Linked DNA regions of Homo sapiens: all the other regions are linked to region 1. The links are chromatin contacts, found by Hi-C or POLR2A ChIA-PET in ENCODE. All regions are on one chromosome and are shown on one strand. Each heading gives the region's core, a stretch centred on a gene start or an enhancer-like site at or near the end of the contact. The rest is flanking DNA. Distances are from core to core; before and after follow the strand shown. Region 1 holds the start of ACTR1A (actin related protein 1A). Region 2 holds the start of SLF2 (SMC5/6 complex localization factor 2). Region 3 holds the start of MRPL43 (mitochondrial ribosomal protein L43). Region 4 holds the start of STN1 (STN1 subunit of CST complex). Region 5 holds the start of BTRC (beta-transducin repeat containing E3 ubiquitin protein ligase).

Evidence for each region. A loop is a pair of places that touch in the nucleus more often than their neighbours do. ChIA-PET counts read pairs that join two places held with the same protein, here RNA polymerase II (POLR2A). Pooled maps may share reads with other maps.
Region 2: a map of B cell shows a loop between it and region 1 (32-fold over the local background). The contact joins the promoter of SLF2 here to the promoter of ACTR1A in region 1. A Hi-C loop is called at or near these places in 2 of 168 maps with a recorded cell type or tissue (B cell and naive thymus-derived CD4-positive, alpha-beta T cell), 1 of 37 single-sample maps with no recorded cell type and 8 of 50 pooled maps.
Region 3: a pooled map shows a loop between it and region 1 (14-fold over the local background). The contact joins the promoter of MRPL43 here to the promoter of ACTR1A in region 1. A Hi-C loop is called at or near these places in 1 of 37 single-sample maps with no recorded cell type and 10 of 50 pooled maps. POLR2A ChIA-PET finds 5 or more read pairs at or near these places in 2 of 52 experiments (H1 and activated T-cell).
Region 4: a loop to region 1 is called in a map of CD4-positive, alpha-beta memory T cell, with 11 times the contacts of the local background. The contact joins the promoter of STN1 here to the promoter of ACTR1A in region 1. A Hi-C loop is called at or near these places in 2 of 168 maps with a recorded cell type or tissue (CD4-positive, alpha-beta memory T cell and naive thymus-derived CD4-positive, alpha-beta T cell), 1 of 37 single-sample maps with no recorded cell type and 13 of 50 pooled maps.
Region 5: a loop to region 1 is called in a map of ascending aorta, with 6 times the contacts of the local background. The contact joins the promoter of BTRC here to the promoter of ACTR1A in region 1. A Hi-C loop is called at or near these places in 3 of 168 maps with a recorded cell type or tissue (CD4-positive, alpha-beta T cell, ascending aorta and naive thymus-derived CD4-positive, alpha-beta T cell), 5 of 37 single-sample maps with no recorded cell type and 16 of 50 pooled maps. POLR2A ChIA-PET finds 5 or more read pairs at or near these places in 1 of 52 experiments (OCI-LY7).

What each region holds. Positions count from the first base shown.
Region 1 is chr10:102,501,098-102,503,961 of GRCh38, reverse strand. ACTR1A (actin related protein 1A) reads left to right here and starts at 1,250. Exons shown (of 11, transcript NM_005736.4): 1 at 1,250-1,362. The coding sequence starts at 1,315. It also overlaps a transcript of SUFU not described here. RefSeq lists silencers at 1-174, 852-921 and enhancers at 1,272-1,371, 2,766-2,864.
Region 2 is chr10:100,911,498-100,914,361 of GRCh38, reverse strand. It overlaps SLF2 (SMC5/6 complex localization factor 2), which reads right to left and starts at 1,399. Exons shown (of 20, transcript NM_018121.4): 1 at 1,112-1,399. The coding sequence starts at 1,251. RefSeq lists enhancers at 1,250-1,299, 1,320-1,389 and a silencer at 1,610-1,879.
Region 3 is chr10:100,986,004-100,988,867 of GRCh38, reverse strand. MRPL43 (mitochondrial ribosomal protein L43) reads left to right here and starts at 1,371. Exons shown (of 3, transcript NM_032112.3): 1 at 1,371-1,555; 2 at 1,672-1,778; 3 at 1,893-2,599. The coding sequence starts at 1,425. The coding sequence ends at 2,134. It overlaps TWNK (twinkle mtDNA helicase), which reads right to left and starts at 1,325. Exons shown (of 5, transcript NM_021830.5): 1 at 1-1,325. The coding sequence starts at 657. RefSeq lists an enhancer at 1,543-1,612.
Region 4 is chr10:103,916,812-103,919,675 of GRCh38, reverse strand. STN1 (STN1 subunit of CST complex) reads left to right here and starts at 1,492. Exons shown (of 10, transcript NM_024928.5): 1 at 1,492-1,576; 2 at 2,020-2,214. The coding sequence starts at 2,082. RefSeq lists a silencer at 1,181-1,530 and enhancers at 1,271-1,565, 1,196-1,841, 1,701-2,030.
Region 5 is chr10:101,352,796-101,355,659 of GRCh38, reverse strand. BTRC (beta-transducin repeat containing E3 ubiquitin protein ligase) reads right to left here and starts at 1,495. Exons shown (of 15, transcript NM_033637.4): 1 at 1,432-1,495. The coding sequence starts at 1,479. RefSeq lists a silencer at 1,272-1,451.

The sequences.
Region 1 (2,864 bases), core at 1-2,500:
GCCTCGGGGCGGCGGGGCGCTAAGGGGGGCGGGGCGCCGGCGCACCCTATCCAAGCACCCATTGGCTAATGTCTGTGCCAGTCACAGGCAGGGAAGGTGTGACTTGACAATAGGCCCCGCCTCCCCTCCCTGTGTTGGGAGTGTCCCAAGGCTCTTGGTCTCCCCCTAGTGTTAGGAGGAACCCAAGTTTAGAGATGCTGAGCACCCTCTGAGGTGCTAAGGTCCCACGAAAGCAGCGAGAAGTGCGCCAACAAAGGATTTGTTACTGTTTTGCTGACGCGCTGCTAACTAGGATTTAAACATAAATCTGACAATGGATTGATTCATTCATCCATGGGGCGTTAGTATTAATAGATGATAATAAATCTAATGTTTTCTAGGGCTATTGACAAAAAGGTCCCTGAAATTTCAAGGGGGCTGGGGGAGAACATAATCCAGAGAAAAAAATGCACTGGGCTCATTTGAAAGCAGTGACACATAACCTCTCTTCACCTCCATTTTCTCAACCATCAGTGTCAATTCTAGCTCGTTATGAAAATTAAAGAGATACTCGAGCAGTTTCTGAAACCCTTAGATGATGTTTTAATGACCAAAAGATTACCTATACCAGTAGTTCCAATTGCCAATCTTCGGATCAATGTTAGCCTGTTATGCAGAAAAAAAGAAAATGCAAAAGGCAACGACAATGTACAGGTTTTTAAACTTAAAGCTAATTTTATGCAATTTAAATTGTTTTCCTTTGTTGTAGGAATATGTCCTCTCGCGTACGTGTGTTAACATTTCCTTTTTGTTAGAGTGTGAGGTGCTAGGAGATGTTTATTAAAGTCTTACAGACCCAAATAAAAACATGAGAACCTTATATTGTCTAAGGGAACGTCGGGGGGAGTGGCAGGGCTGATCTGCAAAATCCAAACATCCATGAATTACGACCAATCCAAACCGAACTACAGACAAGTACTCGAGAAGACTACATACCTCAGCATGCACTGCGAACTCCTTCAAAGGGACTACAGATCCAGGCATGCAACATGACCATCAACCTGTGTCTCTGGCTGTTTAATCTAGGGAGACCACAAATCCCAGGGTACTGCGCATTGGAAATGCGACTCCCAATCTTAAACTAGGCGGGCAACAAAGCAAGCTAGATCGCTAACCCAGGCGCAAAGCTTGCTGGGGATTGTAGTTCTTCAGAGGCGAGGTCGGGCCGCTCCCTCGCCGCCCTGAACCGGCGGCTAGACTGCGCATGCGTGTCAGTGGCGCTAGCGGCGGACCCGGCTGGGCAGTTCCTTCCCCAGAAGGAGAGATTCCTCTGCCATGGAGTCCTACGATGTGATCGCCAACCAGCCTGTCGTGATCGACAACGTGAGTTGCGTCTTTCCTATCTATAAGGGGACTTGGGCTCTCCTCCTCGAAAGGATCGCTTCCCGGGGTTCAGCCTGAGCCGCCGGCTCTTTGTCACTGGCCCGGCCTGTCAGGCGCGTTCAGCCACCGCCGCCTCCTTCCTCCCCTTATCACATAGTCCGCAGGCAAGGCGGCCAGCCAGCAAAAGTGGGATGGAGAACTCTGGAGTGGATAAAGGAAAGAGTTATAGTCCAAGCCAGTCCTTGGGCCCTTGGCTCTAGGGGCCTTAACCGCTGTGTGAGATTCCCGTCGCCCGCCCTCTCCCCCATTTCCGATCGCTCTATTGGTTGCTCTGGCTGTCCATCTTAGCCAATGATACCGCCTCTTAGCCTTGCCGGATGAGGCTAGGCCTCTGCGGTGATTGGCTCACGCCCCTGCCATTCTTCCTTGCCGCCATATTGTTTTCCCTCTTGAAGGGGCGGGGCAGTGCTCCAGGGCTGTGGGGATTGGCTTCCGGGACTCTGGGTGGTGGGGCCTAGAGGCGAGTGCCCGCCCGCGGGTGGAGAACGGCTAAGTTTTCCTTCGGTCTCAGCCGGCGCTGCGGCTTGGTGGTGTGGATCTGGGTGGGGCCCGAGAATCTGGTGCCAGAAACCGCTGTAGGATGTCAGCTATTACTGTGATTATAAATTACAAAGTTGGTAAAGGTCGAGAAGAAAGGAGAGTGACAAAGGAAGCAGAGAGGTTGTCCTCCTCTTTGGAACGCCTAGTTCTTACGGGGAAAAAATTACCAAACTTAATATTTGCCTGGCGCTCTAGCGCTTCCAGGGCGTTTTCACATACATTCGAGTTGGATCCTCACAAAAACTGGACGCATAGTTTAAAAGGAACTTTGATCTTCGTGTTACCGATGAGAAAACTGAAGCGCGAAGACGTAACGTGAGCCCAAGGTCACATAGCAGAGGTGCCCTAAATCCAGTACTTTATCCGTCATCCCTTTTGCCAGCACCACCATGCAGAAGCATCAATATTGACCAATAGAAAGAATCTAAATACTGCTCTTATTTTGGGGGGAAAGGAGAAAATTGTAAAACGACTGCATTTCTGCCTTCGATTCAAAGCTTTGGTCCCACAGAGATTGATCCCTGTCTGTGTCCCTTGTAGGTCCCTCCATTGAGGCAAAACTACCAGTTCCCTCTGTTGTAAGCTGACTCTGTCAGATTCCCTTTGTTGATTCAGCTCTTGGGACCTTAGGCATATTACAATGTTCTCGTTTAAGCTTCAGCTCTGTTAGGTAGATAGGAATTACTATCCCCAGTGTATGCAGGGATGTTAAATAACAGATTTCAAACCATCCAGTTTAGGAATTGAGGAGCCAGTCATCAGACTAAGATCCAGTTCCAAGTTGCTTGCTTTTTCCAATATATTTTTGTTGTTGTTTTCATTAAATTTTCCTTCTCTCCATGGGTATTTTGTTTTTATTATTCCCCCTTAGAAAGGGGCAGGATTGAGCTCAATGAGACAGC
Region 2 (2,864 bases), core at 150-2,649, 1.6 Mb after region 1:
ATGCACACAAAATGTCCACTGCTTATTTAACAACTGGCTTAAAAAAAAACACACACACACACACAATTATAACAGTTTCACAAACCCTTATCTGAACCTTCTGGGGCCAAATGTGTTTTAGAATTCTGAATTTATCAGATTTTAGGAAGGGGATAACTTGGATGTATTATGGAAAGTCCCCAGTGGGGTCTGGTGCTGCAACCTGTAATCAAATCCACTGACATTTCTCCAGCAAAACATGAATATTCACACTTAATGGGATAAAGACCACAAACAGCCTTACATTAGTTTTAGTCAGATCTGGCTGCCCAGTAAGATGTGGTGCCAAACTTACTGAAAACGTTTTGGTTTTCATAGCTTTCTGGCTTTCAGAGTTAAGATAAGGGATTGTGGGCCTGTACCACAGTATTAGTAACATGAATATTGTTAAAACTTAATACAATTTAACTTAAAATAAAAGACAGTACCAAGTTCGTAGGGAATTTAAACATGTTTTATTGTCAGAGGATGTCATTAGATGAAACTCCCCATCTCATTACATAGCTCCCACAAAATCTTTACAAAAAAATTAGCCTCTTGGAGAGGCGTGAAGTTACTGAAAGAGAAAACACGTCACATTCCAAATCTGCAAGTTCTTTTAAGTATGAACTAGCGTGCACGCTGGACTACAAAGTAATTCGTGGAAGGGATTCCCTCATCACAGGTTACATAATTTCACCCACAACATAGAAAAGGTTTATATTACTAAACCACTAGGATCAGTAGAACTGACAACGTACAGAAAACGATCTAAATATGCATTAAGCAGTTAGGGTCCCGGGTCAAACTCTTGCAAAGGAAAAAAATCACTTTCTTTCTACCTAAGGCGGGTTCTCCGTAGCTGTCCAGGCTGGTGGTCACTAGACCAAGAGCAGCTGCCCAACTACAGAGAAGCAAACTCCAACTCCCAGTAGCCCCTGCGCGGAGGCGGGGCGGGGATTTGCCAGGCCCCGAAATGCCAACGCCTGAGCTCGCGGAGGATGGCGGGAACTGGAAGAGCGGCGGTCTGCAGCCCTCCCCTCATACCCTTGCCCCCGCGACCCGGCCCCTTCTCAAGCCCTCTGCACGGTACCTGTCCCCAGGACTCTCTGTTCTCTTTCCCGCTGCAGCATGGGCGGTACTACCGGGTCTCAGATGGCAGCGCGGGGGCGACGACCCCGGGGCTGGGGATGAGGGGAAACCTGGCCTAGCGGGCATGCAGCGCCTTGTCATGTCGGCGCCGCTGGCGACGGCGGCATGAGCCGTGGCTGGAGAAGTTGGGTGCGTGGTTGCCGTCTTGCTGCTGGGACTCCGGGAGGCTGTCGGAGCAGAGGTGGGCGGCACCCCCTTCTCTCTTCATGGCGGTTCTCTCTTCGGAAGTGACTCCGGCGTGAGCGGGAAGGAACCTGGGGACCAGTAAGGGGCGGGTCTTACTTCATGAATCACGTCTTGATTGGCTGGCACGGTGGTCATTTCGGTGGTGGCGCAATAGGAAGCCGCAGCCTCTCTGGAGAAGGCGGGGCTTGGGGACGGGGGAGGAAGAAACCTCCCCCTCCCACCCCGTCACATGCACTGAGGGCGCGCGCCTCTGGTCCCGGCCGCCTCGGCCTTGGCCGGCGCGCGGGGGCGGAAAGGCGCGGGCAGCAGCTGGCGGACAGCTGACGACACCCGCCTGGTTGAAGGCGAGGGGTGAGGGTTTGCTGAAGCAAACCGGAGCCCGGCAGCTGCCTTCGTTGAGGATGGCCAACACTTGGGCTTCCTGTGTCACACAATTGTGCCTCAGAAATCCGCAGCTGTTCATTACATCGTCTCTTTAACAGCTTAGGCCAAAGTGCCATAATACTGTCACAATTTGCTGAGGGATCTGCACAGCGCGATCCGAAGACTTGTCCATTCTACGACGGTTCTTGTTGAGTGTCAGCGGTAGATTATTTTTTTGTCTTTAAGAAGAAGAAAAAACCCCCAAAAAACTCCATTGGAATAAAGACAGTTGTTAATCCACAAAAGCATTTTGTTTCTCATGAGTTACCATGAAGTCTCTGCAGCCGACTTCCTTGGAGATTTTTTAAAGGAACACAAGGTCAGCTTTCAGTTTTCCATGTTAAGCGTGGGCAGCATAGATAAGTAAAAGCTGCCTGCAATCTCCAACCCTCCTTTGTAAAGGGCTTGTGCTCTGGAGGCTGTTAGCCATGGTTTTCCTTATAAACCGAGAGACTGGTCAGTATCTCTGAACCTCAGCCTCCACATCTGTAAAACGGGCATTTTACTCACTTTTCTGGGTAATTGTAAACCATAAAAGGATAAAACAGTGTACACTGCACAGTTCAGATTCTCTCATGTAACAGGTACAGAGCAAATTATAGTTCCCTTTCTTCCCCAGATAGATTCCTACAGCGAATTTTACTTCTTTACAAAATCTTCCAGAGACAGGTCAAATACTGTTGCAATAACTGTTAACAACCAAAATATCAATTTCAAGATGTCCAAGCTTTAATTGACAGAGTTATTTAATCAGTTGGATGGAAAAAAATCTTAAATGATATAAAATAATTTGGACGGGTCTTTCAAGTTTATTGTATAGAAATTGAACTATTGGCCTGATACAGTTGCTCACATCTATAATCCCAGCAGTTTGGGAGGCCAAGGCAGGTGGATAGCTTGAGCCCGGGAGTTGGAGACTAGCCTGGGCAACATAGCAAGACCCTGTCTCAAAAATAAATTAATTAATTAAAATTTAGAAAAAACGAAATTGAACTGTTCTGGTCACTAAGCATGCCTGACTGACTCCAAGTTCACCTCCTTTTCCCTTCCCCTTTAGTCCCCGGGAGGAAGAATTAATAAGGAAT
Region 3 (2,864 bases), core at 122-2,621, 1.5 Mb after region 1:
CAGGCCTCGTAATCCTGAGCCCCCAGGGGAGAACCAAGGGAAGACAAGACTGCGAGCAGGTCGCAGATATCGCACACTGAAACGCTTGAGTGTGTCATCTGTAACCTTGGTAAGGCCAAACATTGTATCAGCCAGCTGAACCTCCTCCTGATCAGGCAGCTCCCAGAGAGGTATTGCTCGGTTCCAGATCCTCCGGACCTCCTCGCTGTCCTCAAATTCTGGTGCCTTGCTAAGCAGAAACCCCTCCCTGGCCCCATCCCCTCGCCCCTCCACGCTGGCCTGGAAGTCTTCCCAGCTCCCTTCTGCTAGGCTGGTCATGCAGAGAAAGTGGCCTGTGGTCTTGTCAATGAAGAGGCTGAAGGAAGTGGTAACACCAGTCTGGCCTTTGAGCTGTGAAGACTCTGCAAAGGGGCTCAGTGCCCGCAGGCAACTGTGACCATCCTGGAAGGGGATCCCATGCCCCCGCAAATACTGGCGGATTTCAGTTGCAGTTACAGGCAACACTGGCATATCCAAGGCTTGGAGAGTCTCCTTCCTGTAACGTCTGCGAGGAGGGCCTGGGGCCAAGTTTCGGGGCAGGCCCCTCCGACCCATCCACTCCCCACGCAGGGGTAACAAGATACGGAGGGGGTACCCACTTCGGAGGAGGACCCACATTCCTAGCCAAATGTGGGAAGTCACTACTTGAAATGCCTTAGGTGCCTGGTTAGCGTGCCTTCACTAGACCAAACTCTAGGGATATCCCACGCAGCACTCTGCAGAGCTCACTCTAGGTGCATTCTTTCTCTCCATGAATTTCTCCTCTTCAGCCCCTCTACGTTGCTGCTTCACACATATGCCCATCTACACGACCCTTTCGCGTCCACGTCCTTCTACAATGGCTCCCCCACCTCTATGGTCCGTTAGTTAGTTTCTCTCCGCCACCTCACCTCTATGACCCTCTATACAGTTCCTCACTGACACAGTTTCTTTGCATCATCTTCTCACCTCTACTGCTCCTCCACAGCATCTCCTCGTCGTCCTCATTTCTATAGTCATCTGCATCCTTTTTGTAGTCCCTTTGCCCTAGGCCCCGACTAGAGACCCTCTTCCGCTTCTCCTTCCCCTCACTGGGACCTCAACACGGCGAGAGCACCCAGCACGACTCCCGCCAATCCCCCGGCCCAAAGGAATGCCAGTCTCTATCCTCCCCCGTGTCTTCACTCCGCTCTACTACTCCGAGCTCCGCCGCGCCGGCCCCCAGCCCCAGGTTACCACTTTTCTCTCTCCCACTTCGCCGGCAACGTGAGTCTCCCGCACATGCTACTCGCCTTGACCTCGGAAGCAAAACTCCGGGAGCGGTCGTCCCGGAACCGGAAGCCTCGAGGTTTAGTCCCGCCCCCCTCTCCTCGCTGCTTAGGCTCCGCGGCCTCCAAGCTGTAGCTATGACGGCGCGCGGGACTCCGAGCCGCTTCTTGGCCAGCGTTCTCCACAACGGACTGGGTCGCTATGTGCAGCAGCTGCAGCGTCTGAGCTTCAGCGTCAGCCGCGACGGCGCCTCGTCTCGCGGCGCCAGGTGAGCCAAGGGAAGTGCGCAGGCGCGGGTCGGGGTGGGTGTGGAGGTGGCAACGACTCCCCGGGTAGGTCGCCCCCAGTCAGGGGTCATACTGCTCACTGTCCCGGGTCGCTTAGGGAGTTCGTGGAGCGGGAGGTGATCGACTTCGCCCGACGGAATCCAGGGGTCGTAATATATGTAAACTCGCGTCCGTGCTGCGTGCCCAGAGTAGTGGCCGAATACCGTGAGTGGGGCCGGGCTCGGGCTGGAGGGCGGGATCAGGGGCTCGACCCGCTATCCTCCTTCTCGCTTGGTCGCACCGGCCAGCTTCCACCCACTCTCACCCCTCTTCTGCCAGTTAACGGGGCTGTGCGCGAGGAGAGCATCCACTGCAAGTCGGTCGAGGAGATCTCGACGCTGGTGCAGAAGCTGGCCGACCAGTCGGGCTTGGACGTGATCCGCATCCGCAAGCCCTTCCACACCGACAACCCTAGCATCCAGGGCCAGTGGCACCCCTTCACCAACAAGCCGACCACGTTCCGCGGGCTACGCCCCCGAGAGGTTCAGGATCCTGCCCCAGCCCAGGTGCAAGCACAGTGAAGAGTTGCCCCACCAACTGCAGCCCCAGGCTTTGGACTGTTACTCCGGTAAAGGTGGTTCTTCCCCTTTGGGATTCCAAGCCCAGGCAAATGGAACCCATCAATGGGCAAGTTGACAGAGGTTCTGCTTGGGATAATGAAGAGCTGCCTGTTTCTTTCCAGTGCCTGCTTCTGGGGGCAGTGACCTTGTGAACCACTCATTTTTATGCAAGTGGCATCCCTAAAACCTGAGATGAGGAAGACTTCAAGGGTTTTACAGGGCCCTTGTTTTTTAAATCCAAATTGATAATAATGATCTCAAAACACAGTGAGAGGTCTGAAGGCTGGCTTCTGAAGAATCCCTGATGTCTTATTGGAACAACCACTGAGCTACGGAGAGCTCTGCTGTGATGGGCTAGGCACTTTATATCTGTGTGAATACAGATTTATAAAACAGGTTAATAAACTTATCCAAGGTCACATTTCAGGTCTGTCTTCAAAATGTGTGCATATGTTAAGCACAAGCCTCAGTTTTCATTATTTTAAAACTAGACGCAGAACATATAACAACTGTCAGGTGGTTAGTATCAAAGGCCAAGTGATTAATCTAGGCCTGACCCCTGAAAGGGAGAGGGGAGTGATTCTCAGACCAAGTCCTGGCTGACAAGCTTTCTCTGGTCTTAGCTATACATCTCCTTCCCCCCACGTCCCTCTTTGTGCAGAAATAAAATCCATGTCCCTTGAGCCAGCTG
Region 4 (2,864 bases), core at 243-2,742, 1.4 Mb before region 1:
ACTGTCACCCAGGCTGGAGTGCAATGGCCCGATCTCAGCTCACTGCAACCGCTGTCTCCCAGGTTCATGCGATTCTCCTGCCTCAGCCTCCCGAGTAGCTGGGATTACAGGCGCACGCCACCACATTTGGCTATTTTTGTATTTTTAGTAGAGAGGGGGTTGGTTTCCGTATATTGGCCTGCCTGGTCTTGAACTCCTGACCTCGTGATCTGCCCGCCTCGGCCTCACAAAATGTTGGGATTACAGGTGTGAGCCACCGCGCCCAGCCAGTGTCTTCTCTTAATTAAATCTTAAACCCTACATTTCCTAGTGTTCATTGCAGTAGAATCTGGGCAATGTATTTTACCAAGGACTCTTGTTTTTGAGCTTCTTAAATGGCCGGGGAGGTAATTAAATGCCATGGGTCTAATGACACACACACTTTCCATTCCAGCGGCTCCAAGTTCCTTCTCTGATAAATAGTTTAGCAATTATCTCTTTGGCCACCACCTGCCTCCCCCGGGAATGGTCTGCCAGGGTGATCTGTACTCCCCTGCCATTTTCCAGAGTCTCTGTAAATTAGGAAGAATTCCTGACGTCTCGGGTAACGTAGCTCTTTATGGGAGTGGAACGTGGCTATCTTTCCTCACTTTAAAATAGAAATTCTGGAGACTAAGCACCATCAAGGTGGCCATGATTTACCAAAATGCCAGCTTTTCAAAGTTCTTAAGTGTACAACCTTCCAGACTGTAGACCGAACAAGGGTAAAGGAGACAAAATGTATTGTCATGATTTTGCACGGCTAGTCTCTGGCAGAGTCAAGACCTCACATTCACTCGAGGGCTCAAATTTAGATATTGACATCTCCAAGTGAAACTAGAGTCCTAAGTGTGTGAGTCAGGTCACTTACCAACTGTAAATGAACATTTAAAATATGCCACAATGCACTCGTGGCACTGCTTACTTTTTATCTGTTTTACATATCAGGAATCAAAAAGAAAAATAGTCTGATCCTGACCCAACCTCTAGGAGGCCCAGGTTCAGGGTCCCGCCACCAGCAGGAGGAGGGGTGAAAGGTGACTAGAAGAGCGGCGTTAGAACTGCAGGAATTTCAAGGTCGCCTCCTAGGCCTCAGCGGTGGAGGCTAGCACGAAGGCGGGGCTGCAGCGCTGCCTGAACCAAAAGTACGCTGCGCTGAGGCGGGGCACGGAACGGGCTGGACTTCGGCTGGATGGGGCCTAGCGGATGGTTGGGCCGCGGCGGGATGGGGCGGGGCTTCGGGCGGGATGGGGCGGGGCTTCGGGCAGGATGGGGCGTGGCCGCGGCGGGATGGGTGGGGTCTGGGTGGGATGAGGCGGGACTTCGGGAGAGATGGGGCGGAGCCGTGGCGAGGCGCTGCAGCAGAAAGGAAATGCGCTGGCGGGGAGACCGGGGTTGGTCCCTGGCGGGGCAGGGGGCGGGCTCAGGCCGGAACTCCAGAGACGACCTCAGCCAACTGCTCCTGCGCCGGGCGGGGTCGTCGCCGCCAGCGGCTCCGAGCGCCGGAAGGGCCAGGTCTCAGGGCTCCTGGAGCTGCAGGCGGCGGGAGGGGCTACAAGTGGGTCCATTTTTTAGTATCTTTTTTCCTCCTTTTCTTGGCTCATCCCCAAAAGCGGAAAGTTTAGGGCAGAGCGACAGTCAGACCCATCCACTATGCCCCAACACGTGCAGGGCTGCGAGGGCGCCCGTTCCTCCCGGGACCCCAAGCGGTTTCTGCTACGCCTGTACAGACGTATCTTCCCAGAGTGAAAGTTGATGTTTAGCCGTTCCGAAGTTGGTGCTTTGTGGGAAGGAGAACAGCGGGAGAGCCGTAAGGAACGCAGGCGTCCTGACGTGAGGAACGCCTCTTAACACGCCCCGTGGCATGGAGTTTGACAGGGCCCTGGATCCCTGCGTTCACCCCTCCTGGAGTCCTGGACGCCCACCTGGGAGCAGCGTCAGGGCCGTGCCACTTTGACCCACGTTAAACGCATTGCATCCTCATTTCTGTGTCCCATCTAGATGCTTGACTCAGTGATGCAGAACCTTTCAGAGTTAGCTGGAAGCCACAGCCCTGCCTCTTGATGCAGCCTGGATCCAGCCGGTGTGAAGAGGAGACCCCTTCCCTCTTGTGGGGTTTGGATCCTGTGTTTCTAGCCTTTGCAAAACTCTACATCAGGGATATCCTGGACATGAAGGAGTCCCGCCAGGTGCCAGGTATGTGGCTAGCCACCCTGGGATGCCCTGGGCTGCATCTGCCACCCTTTCCCAAAGTCTCAGAAAGCTGGGATTAGAGGCTTTTAGGAGAGCCTTCCCTGCTGCAGGCTTTGAAAGGGACCTAGCCTGGACCTTCGCATGAGTTCATTTATTTGCAAGGTAAAAAAAACAGTCTAAATCTTTTTTTTTTTTTTTTTTTTTTTAGTAGGTGTTTGGGGGAGTAACTTTTGTACTGGGGTTTTTACCTCCATTTAGGGTCTTTCATGCTTAAAAATGCTCATTTGTTTTTCTTTGGCCCTGCTCCTGTTGGAGAGATCGCTGGGCCAGATATTCCTAGGCCTGGCTCCTTTCCTAAATGTGCCACTTACCTGGTCCGGGCATGTGACTCACCTTCTGCAAAGTCTGGGTTTCTTTGTAAAAATGGAGCTTAACCCTGTGTAATGGAATCTTTTGATTCCTGATATGTAAAGGGGGTTTGTTTTCTTTTGAATTAAGCAGAATCAAAATATTATAAACTCCCTGAGAGGAAGAACATCATCTGTCTTGTTCACCTTTGTAATCCCAGGGCTTAGAACAGTGCCTGGCATATAGTGGGCCCTCAAATAGAAATAGCAGTTGAAGCAACAAGGCATTATACATGTAAAGTTTAA
Region 5 (2,864 bases), core at 246-2,745, 1.1 Mb after region 1:
ATAGCTATTTTTTTAAGCAAAGGAGTAAGATTTGGAGTGACAAGTCACAATAACTTCTGAAAAAGCAAGACTGGACTGCAAATAATATCAATGTCCCTAAGGCCACCTGTTAAGCTTAAAATCTATGCATTCCATCATTCTTTAGTTGTAACCACAAAGTCTGGTTTTACACCTAGGAAATACAAAAAGCATCAGATTAAAAGCATCAAATATCAGACTATACGAGTTTGCCAAAGATAAGCACAGCAAAAAGAAAAGCGTGATACAAAGTTAAAGAAATATGTTCCAAGGGGTTTAAGCACACCCACAAAATCCAATCTTTGCTCACACTGTGCTTCAACCTAAAACTGACGGGTAACCACAAATCCTGACTTATCCCTGACTTACTTCCCTCTACCAACCTCCACCCTTTTTATCTCCTAAATTTCTCAACTGATCTCATCACTTCTTATGGGTCTTTGCAACTCTCATCTCCACGGCCTTTCCTTTCCCAGAAAATGATACAAAGCACCTGGCCTCCACATTTTACCGTCCCACAATTTACCTTTAAATTTTGTTTTGCTTACCCTATTAGATACTCATTTTGCCCCAATCTCCTGTACCCATGTTTCCCTGACAATCTGCTCTTACTTTTCATCACCTTGTCCTTATTACAGTATTTAGCTTCTCCTTTCAAAGTAGCGTTATGTACCCCTCCCTGACATTTGTAATTCTAGCTTACAGTCAACACCCTTTTCCCCTCCCAGGGACTGTCATTATAGCCCTAGGTCCTCATTCCCAGTCCTTATCTTCTTTAGTGAGGCCTCTTCCCTTCCAGAGTTTGTCAACAGTAGTTTGGCCAAGCTGGGATTCCACCCTCAAGGCAAAGGCTATCCTCCCTCCTCATTCTACAAAACTATAAGCCTCTCACCAGCCCTAGCGTTCCCTCCTCCACCCTTAAATCCATCTGCATCCAGCCCTGCCCGTTCCCCTCTACCCACCGTATCTGTCTTCACTCTATCCCGCGCTCCCTTCCCCAGTCGTGAATGCACCTCCTCTCCCGGGCCTTACCGGTAACCCTGACACCAGGAAGGCCCCGCCAGCGGCCTCACGGCGTTTCTCCAGAGAGCTTCCTCCGCTTTTCAGTAACAGTCCCCACGCCCCTTTCCCTCCAGGGCCCCGCGCGCCGCCTGGAGCCCCCTCCTCGATTAAGCTCCCGCTGTCACTTGGCCTCTCATCCACAAGATGGCGGAGCCGCTGCCCCCACCCCTGGGTCCGCTCCGCAACCCCCAGCCTCCTTTCTGGAGCTCCCATCCCATCCCTCCAGCCGCTCCGCCGCCAGCCTCGGCCCAGGGTCCCGCTGCCCGGTCCCGCAGTGGGCGGGCGGCCCAGGCCAGCGACGCCGCCAACGCCAGCGCCTCCACCGTTCCCCGGCCTCCACCGTCTCCTCACCATAAACTTGAGTGCCTTCTCTTGCAGCACCGCCTCGGCCGGGTCCATAATCGCCGAGGCCACTGGGTCCGCTCTCCGCCGGGGCCGCCCCTTTGGTGCCAGGCCGCAGCCAACGCAGCGCCCGGATCCCGCCTCCTCTTCCTTCCCCCCGCCCTCTCTTACCTCTCAGGCGCAGGCTGAGGGGCCAAGGAGAATCGGCTTCTCCGTGCGCAGGCGAAAGCCCACTGGCTCACGGGATTTGTAGTTCTGGAACTTCCCCCAGGAAAAAAACTGAGGCTACGCCGTGAACCGCAACTCCCACAGTTCACTGCGGCAGCGTTGCGGTTGCCCACAAGCCAGATTTAGATAAGTTGCCATTACGCAGAGGAAATCGGCTGATGGGAATTGTAGTTTACAGCCTCTAAGGATGAGAAACGGGAGGGGCACGGGTGTCTCCGTGGTTACCGAGCGACGCCAGTAGCGGCTTGCCTGGCATTTGATATCAAGATGGCGGCCAATGCCTCACTTGTAGCCCAAATACTAAGAAAAACTGTGGCAAGAATCACGGGTCCTAGGACCTGCCTAACTGTGGTTTTAGGAAGCTGAACGTCCCCAAATTTCATGTATCTGGCATCTGCAGGTTTGCGACCCAGAGTAGCTGGGCCAATGGGCACCTGGCAGCAGCTCACAGACAAATGCGGAATTTCAAGGTCCTCCTAAGCCATCGCCACCCACACTTCTCCCGAGGAATCTTTTCTCCCCCACAGCAAGTCAGGGCCGAATAGAACTCGGTTCAAGAAATTCTCAGTGTTTAGAGCTCAAAAAGCACATAACTTGCTATTGCTAACTGTGGGATGTAAGCCCTGCACTAAGGGTCAAACAGGTACTTAACAAAAGTCCTTCAACGGTGGAATATAATGGCCTCCAGCAAATAAAGCATATAAATATTTTCTTTGGCCTGAAAAGGTACAATATGGGTTTATTTTGGAAATTGGGTCTACCTTAGGAGGAGAAAACTCTAGGGTTTGGTTAAAAGTGATTTAGGTTGTTTTAAGCTGCTATGTTTGTGATAATTGGTTATACAGCCTAAAAAACTGACACACACCCAAATGCCCCTCAGCAGGTGGTTGTATGAACAAATTGTAGCATATTCCATATGTAGCACAGTGGAATATTACTTAGCAATGAAAAAGAACAGTATAACAACAACAACAACAACAAAAGTGATTTAGGGCCAGGCGCGGTGACTGACGCTTGTAATCCCAGCACTGTGGGAGGCTAAGGCGGGTGGATCACCTGAGGTCAGGAGTTCGAGACGAGCCTGGCCAACATGGAGAAACCCCCGTCTCTACTAAAAATACAAAAATTAGTCGGGCCTGGTGGCACGCGCCTGTAATTCAAGCTACTCGGCAGGCTGAGGCATGAGAATTGCTTGAACCCGGGAGGCGGAAGTT